Linked DNA regions of Homo sapiens: region 1 is linked to region 2. Evidence: read pairs that join two places in POLR2A ChIA-PET (ENCODE). Cell type or tissue: CD4-positive, alpha-beta T cell. All regions are shown on one strand. Each heading gives the region's core, and the rest is flanking DNA. Links, peaks and the distances in the headings are about the cores only.

Region 1 (6,351 bases), core at 222-4,221, 65 kb after region 2:
CATGGCAAAGATACCTTCTTATCACTGGCCTCATGCAGTGGCTCCTGCCTGTAATCCCAGTGCTTTGGGAGGCAGAGGCAGGAGGGTTACTTGAGCCTAGGAGTTTAAGACCAGCCTAGGCAACATAGACCATGTCTCTCGAAAAATTTAAAAATTAGCCCGGCATGTCAGTGCATGCCTATAGTCTCAGTCAGGAGGCTAAGGTAGGAGGATTGCTTGATCCCAAGAGCACGAGGCTGCAGTGAGCCGTGATCATACCACTGCAGCCTGGGTGACAGAGTGAGATCCTGTCTCAGAAAAGAAAAAAAAAGCATCCCTCCTCATCACCTTGGGTAACTGGCCAGCACTGTCCTAGGGCCTCAGTGTCTTGCAGCTGGTGCTTCTTGCTTGCTGAGGAAGGCCACATCATGGGGCCAAGGGTCTGCGGCCAGCTGACCCCTGCTTCAGCCCAGCCCTGGTCCCAGCCTGGAAGCCTCAGTGTTGACCATGTTCCAGGTGGGGCAGCTCTAAGGCCATAGAGGTTCCTGGGAGCCACAGCACCCCCCCGCCCCGCCTCCACTTCTGCATTTTGCTAAGGCATGGTGCATGTGGGCAGGAACATTTTTTCAGAATTTATTGGTGGCACAGACACCACCATGGATTTTTCTAGCTCTGCCTTCAGTGTGGTGTCCACAAGACTCCCTTGAGGCGAGTGGTAGCTTGTCCTTATCTTACAGACAAGAAATTGGTATGGAGATAAGTACCAGGCCCAAGGACTCCCCCTGCCTCACCCTGACTGCTAACACAGAAAACTACCCTGTAACACAGAAGGGAGCACATGTGGCCACATTATCAAAAGATTTTTAAAGGTCTAAGGCCTTTTTTTCCTCTCCTGGTTTAAAGGACATACTTACTGGAAAATATGATTTTAATAGAAAATCCTATCACCAGAAATGTATACCTTTAGGATTATTGGAAGCAAGGAGCAGTGTAGACAAGGCAGAACCTTCACGCAAACTTCTGGTGCAGCAAATGGACAGGTGGTAGCCTGCAGATGCACTGGGGCAATCAGATGTGGAGAGCCTGCCCTGGAGAGCTGGAAGGCTGCAAGGCTTTACCGTTCCTTCCCCTGGCTCATCTGTGTGCTTTTCCTGTTGCTGGGATTGTGGGGTCATCAGTGAGCCCTCTAGTATCACCTCATCCCTCAAGTCCCCTCACCCTTCTGAATTCATCTGATCACTGGTAGCTCCATTCTCCCACTGGTATCTTCTATTTTCCATCACCTGCTCTGTACAGTCCGCCCTCGAGTCAGCTGCTTCCTCCCTTCTAGCCATTCCATGATATGCTCCTTTAATCTCTGAAGGGCCGTGATTAGAAATTTAGGTTTTAGACTCAGAACCACCCATACTGAGTCACATCTTCCCTGAGCCTCTGTTACTTCAGCTGTACAAAGGGAATGTCCACACTAGCTCCCTGCCAGGGTGGCTGTAACAACTAAAGGAGATAATGAATATAAAACACTTAGTGGGCGCTGTCCTCAGTACACTTGGGCTCTAATCATATTCCTCTGCTGCTTCAGAGGCTTGCTGGCTCTCTGCAGGCAGCAAGCACATAGCTGGACCAAGTCTGGCTACTGAGCCAGGTTCCCAGTGGGAAATGGTGGTTGCTGACATCCAAAGCACTTCGGGTCTGCTGTCCGCCCAAGTGACCAGCCTGGTGCCATGGAGCACACATCTAGCTCCAGGCAAGGAGACTACGTGCTGTTTCCCTGCTGTTTTGTGCCCCCAGCTCCTCACCCTTCCAAATGTGTGTTGGCCACACCAGCAGCTGATGGACCAATGTGTCAGACCCTCCCCAGAGTGCCCAGTTATCCCACTGCCTCATGAGGAGAAGGCAGAGGAGGGGAGACTCCATTTCCAGACATTTCAGCATTACCCAGTGGACAAGCACTGTAGTCAGTCCCCAGGTATTGCTAAACACAAGGGTCACCATGGAGACTGGTCAGTGTCTGACAGTTCTGCTTCTCCTTCCTGGAGTGGCCACGACCTGCAGGACGGAGGGAGTTAAGGGTGGCAAGGGGGAGCACACCGAGGGCTCCGCTTCCAGCTGGAAAGACCAGCCTCCGGCACGTCTGGACTCGGAGAGAGCGCTGCCCGCCTCCCTGCCTCCAGACCCGTTGCTGGAGGAAGGGCTAGGACAGGCCTGAGTTTGTGGCGAATCCCCCTTGTCCACTTCCCTGAGGACACACGCTGCAGGAGAGCAGCCTCGAGTCTTTTCTGCCTTCGAGGTCTCAGGAGCTTTTGTCCCCAAGCCCAGAGGACAGGGGTGGCCCTGACTCAGGCGCCCTCTTCCGGGTAGGGGTCCGCGTGCGCCCTCCCAAGCCCGCGCCCCGCAGGGGCGCCCGCCCCTCTCCCCGCCCCCGGCGTGGGCCCGCCCCCGCGCCTGTGTCACTGCGAGGCCGGGGGTGGAGAGCGGCCGGGCGGGACATCCGGCCCGGGTCCCTCGCCGCGCCCGCCGCCCGCCGCCCGCTTCGGCGCCGCAGCCCGGGAGCCGGCCACCCCTACACGCGCCAGGGCTGTCCCCTGCCCTCCCCTCCCCAACTACCCCCGGTCCCAGACCCTCCTCCCGCCCCCAGCCCGAGCCCGCCTTCCAGGCCGCCCTCGGATCGGCCGGGCCCGCGCAGGCCCCCACCCCTTGAGCACCATGTTCCCCCGCCCGCTGACCCCGCTGGCGGCCCCAAATGGCGCCGAGCCCCTGGGCCGGGCGCTGAGGCGGGCCCCTCTGGGCAGGGCCCGGGCGGGGCTGGGTGGGCCGCCCCTGCTGCTGCCGTCCATGCTGATGTTTGCGGTGATCGTGGCCTCCAGCGGGCTGCTGCTCATGATCGAGCGGGGCATCCTGGCCGAGATGAAGCCCCTGCCCCTGCACCCGCCCGGCCGCGAGGGCACAGCCTGGCGCGGGAAAGCCCCCAAGCCTGGGGGCCTGTCCCTCAGGGCTGGGGACGCGGACTTGCAAGTGCGGCAGGACGTCCGGAACAGGACCCTGCGGGCGGTGTGCGGACAGCCAGGCATGCCCCGGGACCCCTGGGACTTGCCGGTGGGGCAGCGGCGCACCCTGCTGCGCCACATCCTCGTAAGTGACCGTTACCGCTTCCTCTACTGCTACGTCCCCAAGGTGGCCTGCTCTAACTGGAAGCGGGTGATGAAGGTGCTGGCAGGCGTCCTGGACAGCGTGGACGTCCGCCTCAAGATGGACCACCGCAGTGACCTGGTGTTCCTGGCCGACCTGCGGCCTGAGGAGATTCGCTACCGCCTGCAGCACTACTTTAAGTTCCTGTTTGTGCGGGAGCCCTTGGAACGCCTCCTCTCTGCCTACCGCAACAAGTTTGGCGAGATCCGAGAGTACCAGCAACGCTATGGGGCTGAGATAGTGAGGCGGTACAGGGCTGGAGCGGGGCCCAGCCCTGCAGGCGACGATGTCACATTCCCCGAGTTCCTGAGATACCTGGTGGATGAGGACCCTGAGCGCATGAATGAGCATTGGATGCCCGTGTACCACCTGTGCCAGCCTTGTGCCGTGCACTATGACTTTGTGGGCTCCTATGAGAGGCTGGAGGCTGATGCAAATCAGGTGCTGGAGTGGGTACGGGCACCACCTCACGTCCGATTTCCAGCTCGCCAGGCCTGGTACCGGCCAGCCAGCCCCGAAAGCCTGCATTACCACTTGTGCAGTGCCCCCCGGGCCCTGCTGCAGGATGTGCTGCCTAAGTATATCCTGGACTTCTCCCTCTTTGCCTACCCACTGCCTAATGTCACCAAGGAGGCGTGTCAGCAGTGACCATGGGTGTGGGGCCAGCAGCTGGTGGGGACTGGTTTCAACGCCAGCTTTCTGTGCTTCTGCCTGTCATTCGGAGAAACTCTGGCTCTGGGGCTTGGGGCTTCTCAGGATCCTGGATGGCAGAGACTGCCCTCAGAAGTTCCTTGTCCAGGGTGGGCACCCACAGTGACTCAGAGGACAGGGCTAGGCAGGAGACCTGCTGCTCCTCATTGGGGGGATCTCTTGGGGGGCAGACACCAGTTTGCCAATGAAGCAACACATCTGATCTAAAGACTGGCTCCAGACCCCGGGCTGCCAGGATTATGCAGTCCACTTGGTCTACCTTAATTTAACCTGTGGCCAAACTCAGAGATGGTACCAGCCAGGGGCAAGCATGACCAGAGCCAGGGACCCTGTGGCTCTGATCCCCCATTTATCCACCCCATGTGCCTCAGGACTAGAGTGAGCAATCATACCTTATAAATGACTTTTGTGCCTTTCTGCTCCAGTCTCAAAATTTCCTACACCTGCCAGTTCTTTACATTTTTCCAAGGAAAGGAAAACGGAAGCAGGGTTCTTGCCTGGTAGCTCCAGGACCCAGCTCTGCAGGCACCCAAAGACCCTCTGTGCCCAGCCTCTTCCTTGAGTTCTCGGAACCTCCTCCCTAATTCTCCCTTCCTTCCCCACAAGGCCTTTGAGGTTGTGACTGTGGCTGGTATATCTGGCTGCCATTTTTCTGATGCATTTATTTAAAATTTGTACTTTTTGATAGAACCCTTGTAAGGGCTTTGTTTTCCTAATAGCTGACTTTTTAATAAAGCAGTTTTATATATAAGGCGAGCATTTCTGTGATTTCCCTTGGAGCTCCTGTGGGCCCAGCAGATCTCCTCGATGTCTGTCTTCCCATGTCAGGGGAGGCAGCCTGTAGATAGAGAAAGTAAGGTATAACTTGGTTGGGCTGGTCCAATGGGCCGTTGCCATTCCATGGAGACTTTGGGGGCTTTCTAATAGGCTATACCAGATCACAGACTCAGATCCTGGGATGTCACCAAAGGGCAAGCCCAGTTAGGAATGGCCTCACGTCCAGAGCATACCTACATGTATTATTCCCTAAAAAAGTAGGTGGGTAGGAGATACGGGATCCTCCTCTTATTCAATAAGAGTTGAATGAGAAGTTCCCCCAGAGCATTTTCTTTCTTTCTTTTTTTTTTTTTTTTTTTTGAGATGAAGTCTCGATCTGTCACCCAGGCTGCAGTGCAGTAGCACCATCTTGGCTCACTGCAACCTCTACCTCCTGGGTTCTAGCGATTGCCTCAGCCTCCCAAGTAGCTGGGATGATTACAGGCACGCACCACCACACCTGGCTAATTTTTGTATTTTTAGTAGAGATGGGGTTTCACCATGTTGGCCAGGCTGGTTTTGAACTCCTAACCTCAGGTGATCTGCCCACCTCGGCCCCTCCAAAGTGCTAGGATTACAGGCGTGAGCTACCACGCCTGGCCCCGGACCATTTTCAAATGAAAAAGAAAATTTTTGTGTGAGCAAGGAGATTTTTTTCTGGCACTACAAGGAAGGCAGGCAAGGAGGTTGAGTGAGGGTCAGGCTCTTGTTGACTTAGGTCCAGAGAAAGTTGTGGAAGGAATACAGTTGGAGCAGCAGAGGACAGACTTCAGTATGGCCCATTGCCCCCACTGCTCTCCAGGGATCCCAGGCCCATCAGGAGTTGCTGGGCCCAAGGGAGAGTTGCAAGGCCAGAGCTGGCCCTTCTCTGTTAGCCCTATTTCACACACCCCCAGTGGGAACTGCTGTACTTTATAGAGACCTGAGGCTATGGTAAGAGGGGGGCCCAAGGAAGGGAGGCAGGGAGGGCCCCCTTGCAGGTGCTACCTGTCGCTAGCTTTGCTATTGATTGGACTTTGTAGAGGAAAACTAACACTATTTCCCATATTTGGGATAGGGGGCTTCTATGGGCACTTATGGCTCTCCACTATGACTCATCAGGCCATGTTGCTTCCAGAAGGCCTTACCTGACCCCCTGTCTGGCTCAGATGTCCTTCTTCAGAGTCCCCTTGGCTCTGGGGACTTTACCTAGACCGATCAAGTCCCAGCCCTATTCCTCACCAGATGCCTATCTCTCAGAGCCTCTGTTTTCTCCAATGTGTCGTGGGAATAAAAACACCTATCTCATGTAGATTGCTAGGAGAGGGGAGGATTAATGAAGACAAAATGAATAAAAGGGCCCATCCCCACACCTGGCTCAGTGGATGTTCTTTTGGATGCTGGTTCAACACCTGACCCCTCAGAGGCCTGTGGGGACAAGGGAGAAGCCAGGACACTGTGTCTGGCCCAGCACTGGGTATCACTGCTACCTCTGGGCAGGGCCCCTTTGACCTCTGGGTTTACTTCCTCTACCAATGAGTCAGTCCTTCTCTGAGCTTCCGACCCCTCAGGACCCCCCTACTGCACCCTCTTTTTCCTCCTTGCCTGGGACTTTAAGCGGCTCCAGACCTACAGCAGCTAATCAGTCCCCCTAACTGGGGCCTGCAGCACGAACCGGAG
Region 2 (14,657 bases), core at 10,658-14,657:
CCGCCTAGGCTTCCCAAAGTGCTGAGATTGCAGGTGTGAGCCACTGCACCCGGCAGGAAAAAAATTTTTTAAAAAACAGACCAACATCAGTACATTACTATTAACTATATTCCAAGTCTTCATTTGGATTTTAGCAGTTTTTTCCACTAATTTTTTTTTTTCTGTTACCGAGGCTTCTTGCAAATGTTCACATCACCAAGGCATGAGGCAATGTGTAACACAGTAGGTTGCTCAGAGTTGGGAATTGAGAACTATATGTAATCCATTCTATGGAAACTTGATAACTCAAGGAGAAGACCTGTAGTAAGCACAGATTCTTTGGTCTGGACTGTTTCAGATTGCTTGGATGAATCATGGGATATTGCACCAAATGTAGAGGATTTCATCGTTCCAGTTTAGATACAGGAGTCTAGTCCCTCTCTACTACTAGAGGGACAATTCCTAAAACCAGTGCATAGAAATAAAATCTAAAATAGAAGATACAGTCTGTTGATACTCCAGTGGTCTTCCTTAGTGGAATAGGAGCATAATGTTCTGATGTGGGAATTGTGTTTCCTGTTAGTCAAGAGTTTTGTGTATGTGTTGTTTTCTTTTGGAATGTCTTTCCATGCAGGCCTTAAAGGTAAAGCTGGAGATGAAAGAGGAAAGAGTCCGATTCCTAGAACAGCAAACCTTATGTAACAATCAAGTAAATGATTTAACAACAGCCCTTAAGGAAATGGAGCAGCTATTAGAAATGTAAGAAGAAGCAAGTGGCCAGATGGCTCCCTCTTGGGCATAAAATCTCAGAGGAAGCTACTTAGGACATCATCTTGGCCATGATCTTCTGGGACTCACCATCTCCAGAATGAAAACAATTTCTACAGTAGACTTAAGGACAGTTTATGCTGAAATGGCAATTCCTCATTTAAGCAAGTTTTCCCAACCTTCAGGTTGGTCAGCCCTCCTGAGCCTCACAGGTGGATAATTGAGGCCTACAAGAGAGGGGAGCCTAGGAGCTTGGATTGACCTTCTAGTCAACCACCTGACTTCAGCACACCATTACAATCGGGAGACTAAACCAACAACCAGAGGATCTAAAATGTCACATTCAGATTTTCAGGAAGAAAATCTTCATTACAGTGGAGCACAAATGTTCCATACAAGACATCATTGAGGAGCCATGCTGTCCCCTTCTAACCTGAAACACATTCTTTCCCATCCTGGTTGGGCTTCTGTACCTCCTTATTAATTTATGAACCTGAAGTTGCTTGAAGTGTTTTGGGCTTAATAAATGGGGTGAAAGTATAGGTAGCAGTAACACCTACATGAAACAATACACCTTGGATCTTTTAATCTAAATTACTTTTCTTTTTTAAGTCTACTTTTAAAATAAATACTTCTGTAAATATTCTGACTGTAACATTGAGGAATGAAAATAGCCTTTTAACCTAGATATGTCAGTTGATCATTATTGAACTAATTTAGTTAACAAGTCCAAGATATTCTGACTTAATCTAGAATATTTTTCTGCTACTCTTTAAGAGTCCTGTGGCTAGTCCCTCTGTCTCCCAAGAGCATTGGCTAGTCTCCTGAGGGTGTTGCCCATTTGTAGCAGTGGTTTCACCAGGTCTGTGGCCACTTGCTGCCCATGTTTTCCCTGCACTCTTTTTTTTTTTTTTTTTCTGAGACACAGTCTCACTCTGTTGCCTAGGCTGGAGTGCAGTGGCGTGATCTCGGCTCACTGCAACCTCCACCTCCCAGGTTTAAGCAGTTCTCCTGCCTCAGCCTCCCAAGTAGCTGGGACTACAGGGGCATGTCACCACGCCTTGCTAATTTTTAGTATTTTTAGTAGAGACAGGGTTTCACCATGTTAGCCAGGATGGTCTCGATCTACTGACCTCATGATCCGCCCGCCTCGACCTCCCAAAGTGCTGGGGTTACAGGTGTGAGCCACTGCACCCGGCCTTTTTTTTTTTTTTTTTTTTTGAGACAGAGTCTTGCTTACTCTATCGCCCAGCACAGTGGTGCGATCTCTGCTCACCACAACCTCCGCTGTCTGGGTTCAAGCAATTCTCCTGAGTAGCTGGGATTACAGGCACCCCACCCCCCACCACCACACCCAGCTAATTTTTGTATTTTTAGTAGAGGCGTGGTTTCACCATGTTGGCCAACTCCTGACCTTAAGTGATCCGCCCGCCTCAGCCTCCCAAAGTGCTGAGGCCAGGCATGAGCCACCACACCCTGCCATTTTTGTATTTTTAGTAGAGTCGGGTGGGGTTTTGCCCAGTTGGCCAGGCTGGCCTCTAACCCCTGACCTCAAGTAAGCCACCCACCTCAGCCTCCCAAAATGCTGGGATTACAGGCGTGAGCCACCACGCCCAGCCCTCCCTGCACTCTTAAGCATGATTATCTGCCTGCTGTTTGCTTTGCACAGCCAATCCTAGGCCTGGTCCAATAGATCCTTTAGTACATGGCCTGAAGTCCATGACAGGCCTCCCCCCGGTTTACCAAAGGCATGGCCAAATTTTTTTCTTAACCAAACTAGGCTGACTTTGGCCATCTCCTGTTCTTTCTGCACCTCCTAATTTCTTCTCCAAACCCTCCCACCCCCACCCTTCAGCATCTTTAAGGCTGCCCAGAGACACTCAGTGAAGCCAGTAACACTCCAACCTGAGCTTAAAGGGCCAAAATTGTTTGCCTTCTCATACAGACATTCACAAAGTTGGTTATGTTTCAAATATTTTGAGCCTATCCACTAAAAACTGGTCTTTGGCAAATTCTCTCAAACTGAGTTCATACCAATAAAACTGGTATGAACAGGCTGGGTGCAGTGGCTCATGCCTGTAATCCTGACACTTCGGGAGGCTGAAGTGGGTGGATCACGATGTCAGGAGTTAGAGATCAGCCTGACCATCATGATGAAACCCTGTCTCTACTAAAAATACAAAAATTAGCTGGGTGTGGTGGCACACACTTGTAGTCCCAGCTACTCGGGAGGCTGAGGCAGGAGAATCTCTTGAACCCAGAAGGCGGAGGTTGCGGTGAGCCGAGATGGCACCATTGCACTCCAGCCTGGGTGACAGAACAAGACTCTGTCTCAAAAAAGAAAAAAGTATGAATAAGTTCATACCAATAATACCTGTCTTGCTGGGTGGTTATAAAAGAGAATTATGTCCAGTACCTAACCCAGTGCCTGGCAAAGGTACTCAAATCCTGGTGGTGATATTATTAAAGTTTAAAACTTATCCTGGCAAAAGATTCCCTTCATAAATTCACCCCAAACTTCTATTCCAGTGCCCCCTTCTCCCCACCCCAAAACACAGTCGCTGATCTTACCATGCCTTTGCAGGCCTCAGTTATTCAACTTCCTTCTGACTTGGGAACTCTCAACTTTGACTCTTAAGTTCAAATTGCAACCATCTTAAAACATAAAGCCAAAACCCCACCCTTATCCCCTCCAGCTACCACATATACTATATTCACAGCCAAATATCTCAAGAAGCTATTTCCTTACCATTTTTCTTTCTCTGCCAATCTGGCTTCAAAGTACACAGAAACACTAATGTGATGTAGCTACAGTAGGCAAATCCATCCAAAGTAGAATATAGATTACCAGGGACTGAGCAGGAGGGGAGGGGAGTTTCTCTTTGGGATGATGACATTCTGGAAATGGAAAGTGGTGGTGGTTGCATAACATTGTGCATATACCTAATGCCACTGAATTGTACACTTTAAAATGGTTGAGGCCGGGTGCGGTGGCTCACACCTGTAATCCCAGCACTTTGGGAGGCCAAGGTGGGTGGATTACCTGAGGTCAGGAGTTTGAGCGGCCTGGCCAACATGGTGAAACCCTGTCTCTACTAAAAATACAAAAATTAGCCGGTTGTGGTGGCGGGTGCCTATAGTCGCAGCTACTTGGGTGGCTGAGGCAGGAGAATCGCTTGAACCCGGGAGGCGGAGGTTGCAGTGAGCCAAGATCGTGCCACTGCACTCCAGCCTGGGTGACAAGAGCAAGACTCCATCTCTAAATAAATAAATAAATAAATAAATAAATAAATAAATAAAATAGTTGAAATGGCAAACTTTAACCAGTTTGTTTTTTTTTTTTAATTTGAGGCTTAAAGTGCACTAACCTTAAGTGTACAGGTTCATAAGTTACTGTTGCTGCTGTGGAAGTGAGCACTACTCTACAAAATCACATCCATTAGTATTGTCCTTTCAAGAATTTCATATAAATGGACTCATAGTATATACTTTTTTTGAGAGAGAGAGAGGGTTTCTGTCATCCAGGCTGGAGTGCAGTGGTGCCATCTTGGCTCACTGCAGCCTGGACCTCCTGGGCTCAAGTGATCCTCCTGCCTCAGCCCCCCAAGTAACTGGGACTACAGGCACACACAACCACACCCAGCTAATTTTTGTATTTTTTGTAGAGATGAGGTCTTGCCATGTTGCCCAAGCTGTTCTCCAACACCTCAGCTCATACGATCCGCCTGCCTCGGCCTCCCAAGGTGCTGGGATTACAGGCTTGAGCCACCAAGCCCAGCTCCCCTTTTTTTTTTTTTAAGAGACGGACCAAGGCCAGAGTATAGCTTTAGGCCAGAAGTTCTTGACCAGCCTGGGCAACATGGTGATACTCCTGACTCAAAAAAAAAAAAAAAAAAAAAAAAAAGACAGCATCTTGCTCTGTTGCCCAGGCCGGAGTTCAGAGGCACAATAATACACAATAATAGCTCACTGTAACCTCGAATTTCTGGGCTCAGCCAACTGAATAGCTAGTACTACAGATGAATGCTACCACCCCTCGCTAATTTTTAAATTTTTGGTAGAGCTGGGGGCTCTCACTATGTTGCCCAGGCTGATCTTGAACTCCTGGCCTCCCAGAGTGCCAGGATTACAGGTTTGAGCCACTGCACCCAGCCGAGAATGTACTCTTGTGTTTGGTTTCTTTAGCTCAACATGTCTCTATAATTTGTATCGTTGAATGTATCAGTATTCTCTGGCTAGTGGACATTTGTTTCTATGTTTAGGCTATTAATAAAAGTGCACTGGTTTCTCTTGGATAGATACCCAAGAATAGAACTGCTGAGTCGGAGGGTAAGCAACTCAGTTTTCCAAAATAAATGTACCTGTTTATACCACCACAACAATGTATGAGAGCTGGAGGTTTAGTCAGTCTTTTTTGAAATATATATTTTGGCCAGACACAGTGGCTCATGCTTGTAATCCCAGCACTTTGGAAGACTGGGGCGGGAGGAGTACTTGAGTTCAGGAGTTCAAGACCAGCCTGGGCAGCATAGCAAGACCTCTTCTCTACCAAAAATTTTTTTAAATAGCCAGACGCGATGGTGCACACCTGTAGTCCCAGCTACTCTGGAGGCTTAGGTGAGGGGATTGCTTGAACCAGGGAGAACGAGGCTGCAGTGAGCTGTGAAAGCTCCACTGTGTTGTTGGTGGGCCGGTTCAGGTTCTTGACTTTGGTGAGCAAAAGAATTTGAGAGCAAATCCAAAGTAAAAGTAGGCAAAGTAGTTTATTGCAAAGTGAAAGTACACTCTTGATAGCTGGGCCAGAGAGGGCTACTTGAGAATGAGACAGCCCCATCCTACACTGGGGAAATTACCTTTATGAGAAGCTTATATAATTATTCATTAAAGGGTGGGAATGAGTGTTGCTGTTAAGCATGTTGTGGAAGGTCTTCTGGATGAGCACACACTATTGCTATACATGCCAGTATATACATTGCATGTCTCATTAGCATTGTAATTCTCCATCCTGGGGTGTGTTTTTACTGTTAAATGAGTATAGGTCAACCTAAAGACACTGACCAAGGGTTTCTGTCCCTGTGCAAGCTCGAGGTTTTTTCCCCTTTTACTCTTTTTCCTCCTTGCAGCAGGATGTTCTGACCACGAGTTCCTGATGCGGTTTGTGCAGCGTTGAGCTGTGCTCTCCATCTGTCTGTTTGGCAAGTATCTTCTTCCCCTTTAAGTGAGGCTGTGACCAACCTACCTGATCTATCTCAACTGCACTCCAGCCTAGGCTACAGAGTGACACCGTGTCTCAAAAGATAGTAATAATTTATATATTTGGGGATAATTTTAGATTTATGGAAAAGTTGCAAAGATAGTCCAGAGAATTCCCATATACCCCTTCCCCAGCTTCCCCTAATGTTAACATCTCACAATACCATGGCACATTTGTCAAAACTAAGAAACCAGCATCAGTAGATCATTATTAACTAAACCCTGGGCTTTATTTGGATTTCATTGGTCTGTCTACTAATGTAGTTTTTCTGTTTTAGGATCTCGTTCAGGATGCCATATTGTATTTTGTCATTAGTTATTATGTCTCCTTAGTCTCCCCTGGTCAATGACAGTTTCTCAATCTGTTTCTGTTTTTCATGACCTTGACAGTTTCAAGGAGTAGCGGTCAGATATTTTGTAGAATATCCCTCAATTTGGATTTGTCTGATTTTTCTTTCTTTTTTTTTTTTTTTTTTTTGATGATTAGACTGTGGTTATGTGTTTTAGGGAAGAATACCACATATGTAAAGTGTACTCAACGCATCATATTGAGAGGTGAAGCCAGCTGGACTTCTGGGTCGGGTGGGGACTTGGAGAACTTTTCTGTCTTACAAGAGGATTTTAAAATGCACCAATCAGTGCTCTGTAGCTAGCTAGAGGTTTGTAAAATGCGCCAATCAGCACCTTGTAAAATGGGCCAATCAGTGCTCTGTAAAATGGACCAATCAGCAGGATCTGGGCGGGGACAAATAAGGGAATAAAAGCTGCCCCCCAGCCCCGCCACCACCCCCCAACCCCAGCCAGCGGTGTCTAGCAGCTCGGCTCCCCATCCAGGTTGTGGAAGCTGTTCCTTTGCTCTTCAGAATAAATCTTGCTGCTGCTCACTCTTTGGTTCCATGCCACCTTTAAGAGCTGTAATACCACGAAGGTCCACAGCTTCATTTTTAAAGTCAGCGACACCAAGAACCCACCAGAAGGAACCAGCTTTGCACACGATATTACAGGTATATAACATCAACTTGACTTGTTGCTAGTGATATTAACTTTGATCACTTGGTTAAGGCAGTGTTAGCCGGGTTTCTCCACTGTAAAGTTACTGTTATACTCCTTCCATACTCTCTTTAGAAGTCATCACTAATTCCAGCCACTCTCAAGGGGAGTAAGAACTATCTACCTGTCTATATTGTTTGGAATTCTTCTGTAAGGAGGATTTCTGCCTTCTCCCTCCCATTTATTTATAACAATATAAACATGTTTGTTTTTTTCTGTTCTTTTTTTTTTTTTTTTTTTTTTTTTTTAAGACAGTCTTGCTCTGTGGCCCAGGCTGGAGTACAGTGTTGCGATCTTGGTTCACTGCCACTTCGCCTCCCAGTTTCAAACGATTCTCCTGCCTCAGCCTCCTGAGTAGCTGGGACTACAGGTGCACACTACCTTGCCTGGCTAATTTTTGTATGTTTGCAAAAATGAGGTCTCATCAAGTTGACCAGGCTGGTCTCAAACTCCTGACCTTAGGTGATCTGCCCACCTTGGCCTTCCAAAGTGCTGGAATTATGGATGTAATTATATACCACACCTGGCCTGTATGAACAAGTTTTTACTTTGTTTTTTCAACTTTTATGTTCAGGGGTGCATGTGCAGGTTCGTTACATAGGTAAACTGCCTGTCACCCAGGTGACGAGCATGGAACCCGATAGGTAGTTTTCTGATCCTCACCCTCCACCCACCCTCCACCCTCAAGTAGGCCCCAGTGTCTGCTGTTGCCTTCTTTGTGTCTGTGTGTACTCAATGTACTCAACTCCCATTTATAGGAGAGAACATGCAGTATTTTATGTTTTTACTTTATACTTTCATTTGTTCGATTTTTACCTTACTTTGTTGCTCAAAGCTTTATTGTTCACCTTTCATATTAAGGTTTATTATCTACCTCTAATCTTTTGTATCATATGAAATCGGAGTCTTGCTCTGTCGCCCAGGCTGGAGTGCAGTGGTGCAATCTCGGCTCACTGCAAGCTCCGCCTCCCGGGTTCACGCCATTCTCCTGCCTCAGCTTCCCAAGTAGCTGGGACTACAGGTGCCCGCCACCACGCCCGACTAATTTTTTGTATTTTTAGTAGAGACGGGGTTTCGTCGTGTTAGCCAGGATGGTCTCGATCTCCTGACCTCGTGATCCGCCCAGCTTGGCCTCCCAAAGTGCTGGGATTACAGGCATGAGCCACCGTGCCCGGCCTTCTTTTGTAATGTTTCTTGTAAGATTTTTGGTATCAGGATTATATTGGCCTCATAAAATGAGTTGAAATAATAAGTTTGGTATTATTTCCTTTTTTTTTTTTTTTTTTTTTTTCCGAGACGGAGTCTCGCTCTGTTGCCCAGGCTGGAGTGCAGTGGCGCAATCTCGGCTCACTGCAAGCTCTGCCTCCCGGGTTCACGGCATTCTCCCGCCTCAGCCTCCCAGTAGCTGGGACCACAGGCGCCCGCCACCACGCCCGGCTACTTTTTTTTTTTTTTTTTTTTTTTGTATTTTTAGTAGAGACGGGGTTTCACCATTCACAGGATGGTCTTGATCTCCTGACCTTGTGATCCGCCCACCTCGGCCTCCCAAAGTGATGGGATTACAGGCTGAGCCACCGGGTATTATTTCTTGTTTATTCTCTCTTAGGTTTATACCCATATTTTTTTTTCTTTTTCTTTTTTTTTTTTTTTGGTTTGAGACGGAGTCTTGCTCTGTCGCCCAGGCTGGAGTGATGTGGCGTGATCTCCACTCACTGCAACCTCTGCCTCCCGGGTTCAAGCGATTCTACTGCCTCAGCCTCCCGTGTAGCTGGGACTATAGTCTCCCGCCACCATGCCCGGCTAATTTTTTGTATTTTTAGTAGAGATGGGGTTTCACTATGTTGGCCAGGCTGGTCTTGAACTCCTGACCTCGTAATCCGCCCGCCTCGGCCTCCCAAAGTGCTGGGATTACAGGCGTGAGCCACCGCGCCCGGCCTATACCCATATTTCTTACTTAAGTATTTGGAAGAATTCATTAGTGAAGTCATTTACGCTTGGAGTTTTCTTCATGGAAAGTTTTTCATTGTGGATTTCAATTTATTTAGTAGATATAGGACTATTCAGATTTTCTGTTATGTCAGTTTGTGTCAGTTTGATTTGTCTATTTCATCTACATTATCAAATGTATTAGCATAAATTGCTCAAAATATCCTTATCTTTTTCATATCTGTAGGATTTGAGAGCTGTCCCCTTTTTAATTCTTGATATCAGACATTTGCAATTTCTCTTTTTTTCTTGATAAGTCTTGCTAGCGGTTTATCAATTTTTAAAATCTTCTTTTTATTTTAGGAGATAGGGTCTTTCTATGTTGCCCAGACTAGACTCCAACCCCTGGGCTCAAGCAATCCTCCTGCATCGGCCACCTGAGTAGCTGGGATTACAGGTATGTACCACAGCACCCAGCTTAATTTTGTTAATCTTTTTATTTTTTGTTTTTAATTTTTTTAGAGACAGGGTTTTGTTCCGTTGCCTAGACTGGAGTACAGTGGCCTGATCATTACACACTGTGACCTCAAACTCCTGGGTTCAAACCATCCTCCTGTCTCAGTCTCTCAAGAAGCTGAGACTACAAGCACAACCCACCACCGCTGGCTAATTTTTAAAATTTTTTGTAGAGACTGGTCTTATTGTGTTGCTCAGGCTGGTCTCGAACTCCTCACCTCAAGTGATCCTACTGCCTCAGCCTCCCAGAATGTTGGAATTACAGGCGTGAGCCACCATGCCTGGCCCACATTACCTCTTAAGATGACTCAAAAGCGCTTCAAACATAATTGTGCCCAAAACAAGCTCAAAGTCTTTCCTCTCAGACCTGATTCTTTTCCAGTGAACCTACACATTTATTGTAGGTTTGAGTTAAGAAAAGTGCCAACAGTGCAACACATAAATAGGCAAAGGACATGATCTGACAGTCCACAGAAAAATAAGGGCTTTCGGTATGAAAAAATCCTCCACCTCATTCATAAGAAGAAAAACTAAGTTGTATCTATACAATGGAATAGTCTTTAAAAAAAGAAAAAAGAGGACGCTCTTAACATAGTGATATGCCAAGATCTCCAAGATACATTGTTAAGTGTAAGAAGAATATATATTCATAATTGCTTGTATTTACATAAAACTGTGGAATATTTAAGAAACTAATAAAGGTGGGCTGGTACAGTGGCTCATGCCTGTAATCCAAGCAGTTTGGGAGGCCAAGGCAGGAGGATTGCTTGAGGCCAGGAATTTGAGACCAGCCTGGGTAACATAGTGAGACCCTCATCTCTACAATATACATACATATATATATATATGTATGTATATGTGTATAGATGTATATATTAGGCCGGTGGCATGTGCCTGTAGTCCCATCTACTTGGCAGGCTGAGGCCAGAGGATTGCTTGAGTCCAGTCATGGCAGTAAGCCATGATTGTGCCACTGTGCTCCAGCCTAGGTGACAGAGATCCTGTCTCAAAAAAAAAAAAAAAAAAATTTAATTTCAACCTGATTTAAAAAAAAAAAAAAGCGGCCGGGCGCGGTGGCTCACGCCTGTAATCCCAGCACTTTGGGAGGCCAAAGTGGGCGGATCACGAGGTCAGGAGATCAAGATCATCCTGGCTAACACGGTGAAACCCCGTCTCTACTAAAAGTACAAAAAATTAGCCAGGCGTGGTGGCAGGCGCCTGTAGTCCCAACTACTCGGGAGACTGATGCAGGAGAATGGTGTGAACCCGGGAGGCGGAGCTGGCAGTGAGCCGAGATGGCGCCACTGCACTCCAGCCTGGGCGACAGAGTGAGACTCCGTCTTAAACAACAACAACAACAAAAAAGCAGTGCTATGATCGGGTGTTAACTTCTCAGTAGTACTTCAAATTATGGTGAGGGGGTGAGTTAGAAGCTGAGGAATGGGTGCAGGGAAGTTGGATGTGGTATGAATGATCTAAAAATGAGAGCAATGTGCCAAGTACTGTGCTGAATCATTAAGTATGCAATCTCTTTTATTCCTCATAGTAGCCTTAAAGTTGGTTGGTATCATTTTCGTTTTAAAGATGATGAAACAGTGACTGAAAAGATCTAAGAAACTTGCCGAAAGTCCCACAGCTATGTAGTGGGATTGCATAGACTCCTGGACTCAGGGTACCAACCTGAGATGAGTTGTTCAAGAGCATTGACTTGGCTGGGTTCCGTGGCTCATGCCTGTAATCCTAGCACTTTGGGAGGCCAAGACAGGAGGATCACATGAGCCCAGGAGTTCAAGATCAGCTTGGGCAACATAGTGAGACTGCCCACCCCCACCCCGGCCCCATCTCTAATTAATTAATTAAATTTTAAAAATAACATTGACACAACATGGAGGAGGAAAATAGAGCAAGTGGAGAGGGGATAGAGACTTAATTCCATCAGCTCCCCTCTTTCCCCTCACCACTCTTCCTTTCCCTGTGTCCCGAACCCGTGTTTCTAAGTCCTGACTGCTATTATTCTGGTGTATTAAATACATACTATTTACTATTTAATACATCTTTTGTTGTTGTTTGTTTTCTCAAATTTTTTGTGGAGACAGGGTCTCCCTATGTTGCACAGGATGGTCTTGGACTCCTGGCCTCGAGCGATCTTCCCACCTAAGCTCCCAAAGTCCTAGGATTACAGGCATGAGCAACCATGCCCAGCCTATTTAATACATCTTATTTAATATATAGTATAATACGTAAATATGTACTATTTAATATTTAACACATATTAAATACAAATGGTCCCCAACTTACAATAGTTCAACTTAAGATTTTTCAACTTTATGATGGTGTGAAAGTGATAGACATTGAATAGAAACTGTACAATATTCAATAAATGATATCTAACACTGTCTTATAAAATATGCTTTGTGTTACATGATTGTGCCGTTATAAGCTATTATAAGTGTTCCAAGTACGTTTAAGGTCCACTAGTCTAAGCTATGATGTTTGGTAGGTTAGGTGTTTTTTTGTTTTCTGTTTTGAGACGGAGTGTCACTCTTGTTGCCCAGGCTGGAGTGCAATGGCGTGATCTCAGCTCACCGCAACCTCCACCTCCCGGGTTCAAGCGATTCTCCTGCCTCAACCTCCTGAGTAGCTGGGATTACAGGCATGCACCACCACGCCCAGCTAATTTTTGTATTTGTAGTAGAGACAGGATTTCTCCATGTTGGCCAGGCTGGTCTAAAACTCTCCGCCTCAGGTGACTCACCCGCCTCGGCCTCCCAAAGTGCTGGGATTACAGGTGTGAGCCATCATGCCCGGCCTAAGTGTATTTTCAAAGTGCATTTTTGACTTACAATATTTTCCATTTATGATGGGTTTATCGAGAAGTAACCCCACTGTAAATCGAGGCGCATCTCCAATCTAGAAGGCAGCTACTCCTTAATAACCCCTTTCCCATAAAACATGAATCTAAATCTACAAACCTTGTTATATAATAAAGCAAGATGTACTCTGTTATGATCAGTGTGCACGTTAGAGCAAGCACTACTTTTCCGATCTTAATTATTCCAGAGATGCTTGACCAATTTACTGGGTACGTGGGCAGTTTTCTGATTGCTGTTTCCACACTCTGCTTTCCCACAGAGAGATTTCCGCAGTTAGGGGCTGCTATTTCAACGCAGGGAGATAAAAAGAAAAAAACACTTGCTCTTCTACCCCGCTAAAAACACTCATCCTAGGGAGCACGCCAGCATTTGCAGCGTTCGGGGCAGGGCCACTCGGCCTGCGGCCGTTGCACTGGCTGGAAGCTGGCAGGCGATCACGGTTGATTGGCTCGGGTGCGGTCCAAGGGCAGCAACGCCTTCGGCGGGCCGCCTAGGGTGATTGGCTGCTGCAGCCCACCCCCTAGCCGGTTTGGTGGGCGGCGAAGCCTGGATTGGTGGAGCTAAGAGCTGGCTCAGTTTCAGCGCTGGCTCTTCGTGCATGGCAGAGATGGCGACTGCGACTCGGCTGCTGGGGTGGCGTGTGGCGAGCTGGAGGCTGCGGCCGCCGCTTGCCGGCTTCGTTTCCCAGCGGGCCCACTCGCTTTTGCCCGTGGACGATGCAATCAATGGGCTAAGCGAGGAGCAGAGGCAGGTGAGGAGACTGACCCCCTTCCTGGCCCCAAGGCCTCCTTCCTGCCTGGTCCCCAAGGCCTCCTTCCTGCCTGGTCCCCATCGGCCCAGCGCCCACCCAGCCTTGGCTTTTGCCCGTGGGCCGTTGGGAGCGCCAGCGCGGGGGCGGGACGCGGGGCCTCCGACCTCGGGTCCAGTCCTCTGACCTCGGCCTCACGTCTGTGGAGTGAAGATTTGAGACCGTGGGACAGTACTGCTGGAAGTAGAGAGGAGGAGTCGAGGCTGGGAGAGCTCCTGAGAGACTGATGGTGTTTTGGTGGAGGATTGGCCAGGCTACCTACCGCTTGTGGCACAAGGGCCCTCAATCTGTATGTAGTTCACTTACACCTGAACAGGCTGAGGTATGCTTCTCACACCTGGGTGGTCATCGTAATCACCAGGGAGTCTTTTTTGTATAAACAGTTTGGGGGTTTTAAAAAGCCACAGTGAGCTCTCCTGTCGCTCTTCAGCCCATTGGGTCAAAACACAAAAGTTGAACAAGTACTTGAAAGAAGTAGTTGGAGGCCAGGCGCCGTGGCTCACACCTGTAATCCTAGCACTTTGGGAGGCCGAGGTGGGAGGATTGTTTGAGCTCAGGGGTTTGAGATCAGCCTAAGCAACATAGCCAGACCCCCATCTCATAAAAAATAGAAAAGAAGACGAAGTAGTATTTACAAATGGAGCAGAACCAGAGTCCTTCCTGAGGTTTCACTTGGAGGCTGGATGGAGTTGGCGGAGGTATGAGCCTCCCAGCAACTCCGTAGTTTATGTTTATAGCCAGCGAGCGCTCAGAGCTTCCGTGAACCACCTCAAGTGGAAAGGGTTCAATCCCTATTCTCAAGCTTTCCTGGCAAGAGGAGTTTCTTTTCTTTTTTCTTTTTTTTTTTTTTTTGAGACGGAGTTTCACTCTTGTTGCCCAGGCTGGAGTGTAATGGCGCGATCTCCGCTCACCACAACGTCCGCCTCCCGGGTTCAAGTGATTCTCCTGCCTCAGCCTCCCAGGTAGCTGGGATTACAGGCATGCACCACCACGCCCGGCTAATTTTGTGTTTTTAGTAGAGACGGAGTTTCTCCATGTTGGTCAGGCTGGTCTCAAACTCCCAACCTCAGGTGATCCTCCTGCCTCGGCCTCCCAAAGTGCTGGGATTACAGGCATGAGCCACCATGCCCAGCCGCCAAGAGGCGTTTCTAATCTCTTTGGGTAATCAGACCCTTTTAGCCAAAGGTTCGGGGGCTTAAAAGAGCCTGACAACTATTGAGATCTGGCAGCTGCCTGGAATGCAGCTGGAGCACAGAGGGTGGGAGGTGGGAAGGTGCTGGGGAAGCTAGGAGAGTCAGCTGGGGTCAGCTCCTGCAGGGCCTAGTAGGCCTGGGTGAGAAGCTTGTGTTTTATTCTAAGTACAGTGGAAACCAATGGAATGATTTTTATGTAAAGTGTGACGTTTTAAAAATTACCATCAAGCTGTCTAGGCTGAAGACCTTAAGAAAGAGGGGTGAAGATCATCTCTGAGGAGGCATAAACTA

What was found. ChIA-PET counts read pairs that join two places held together with the same protein. Peaks named below come from ENCODE experiments on the same cell type or tissue, not always from the same donor. Only the 100,000 strongest peaks of a DNase experiment are listed, where the experiment ranks them.
Region 1: POLR2A ChIA-PET joins it to region 2 with 5 read pairs; 7 of 35 experiments call an interaction of 5 or more read pairs at or near these places.

Annotation. Positions count from the first base shown.
Region 1 is chr15:40,468,532-40,474,882 of GRCh38, forward strand. It overlaps CHST14 (carbohydrate sulfotransferase 14), which reads left to right and starts at 2,453. Exons shown (of 1, transcript NM_130468.4): 1 at 2,453-4,627. The coding sequence starts at 2,683. The coding sequence ends at 3,813. RefSeq lists enhancers at 1,925-2,034, 3,317-4,220 and silencers at 2,325-2,564, 2,615-2,864. In CD4-positive, alpha-beta T cell, for the core only: no CTCF peak of the experiment used is centred there; DNase peaks (open chromatin) are centred at 2,400, 2,800 and 3,290; H3K4me3 peaks cover 1,988 bases; H3K27ac peaks cover 1,325 bases.
Region 2 is chr15:40,392,856-40,407,512 of GRCh38, forward strand. It overlaps IVD (isovaleryl-CoA dehydrogenase), which reads left to right and starts at 12,940. Exons shown (of 12, transcript NM_002225.5): 1 at 12,940-13,116. The coding sequence starts at 12,973. It overlaps KNSTRN (kinetochore localized astrin (SPAG5) binding protein), which reads left to right. Exons shown (of 9, transcript NM_033286.4): 9 at 614-1,433. The coding sequence ends at 742. RefSeq lists enhancers at 5,645-5,714, 10,756-10,855, 14,145-14,644. In CD4-positive, alpha-beta T cell, for the core only: no CTCF peak of the experiment used is centred there; a DNase peak (open chromatin) is centred at 12,866; H3K4me3 peaks cover 1,593 bases; H3K27ac peaks cover 1,232 bases.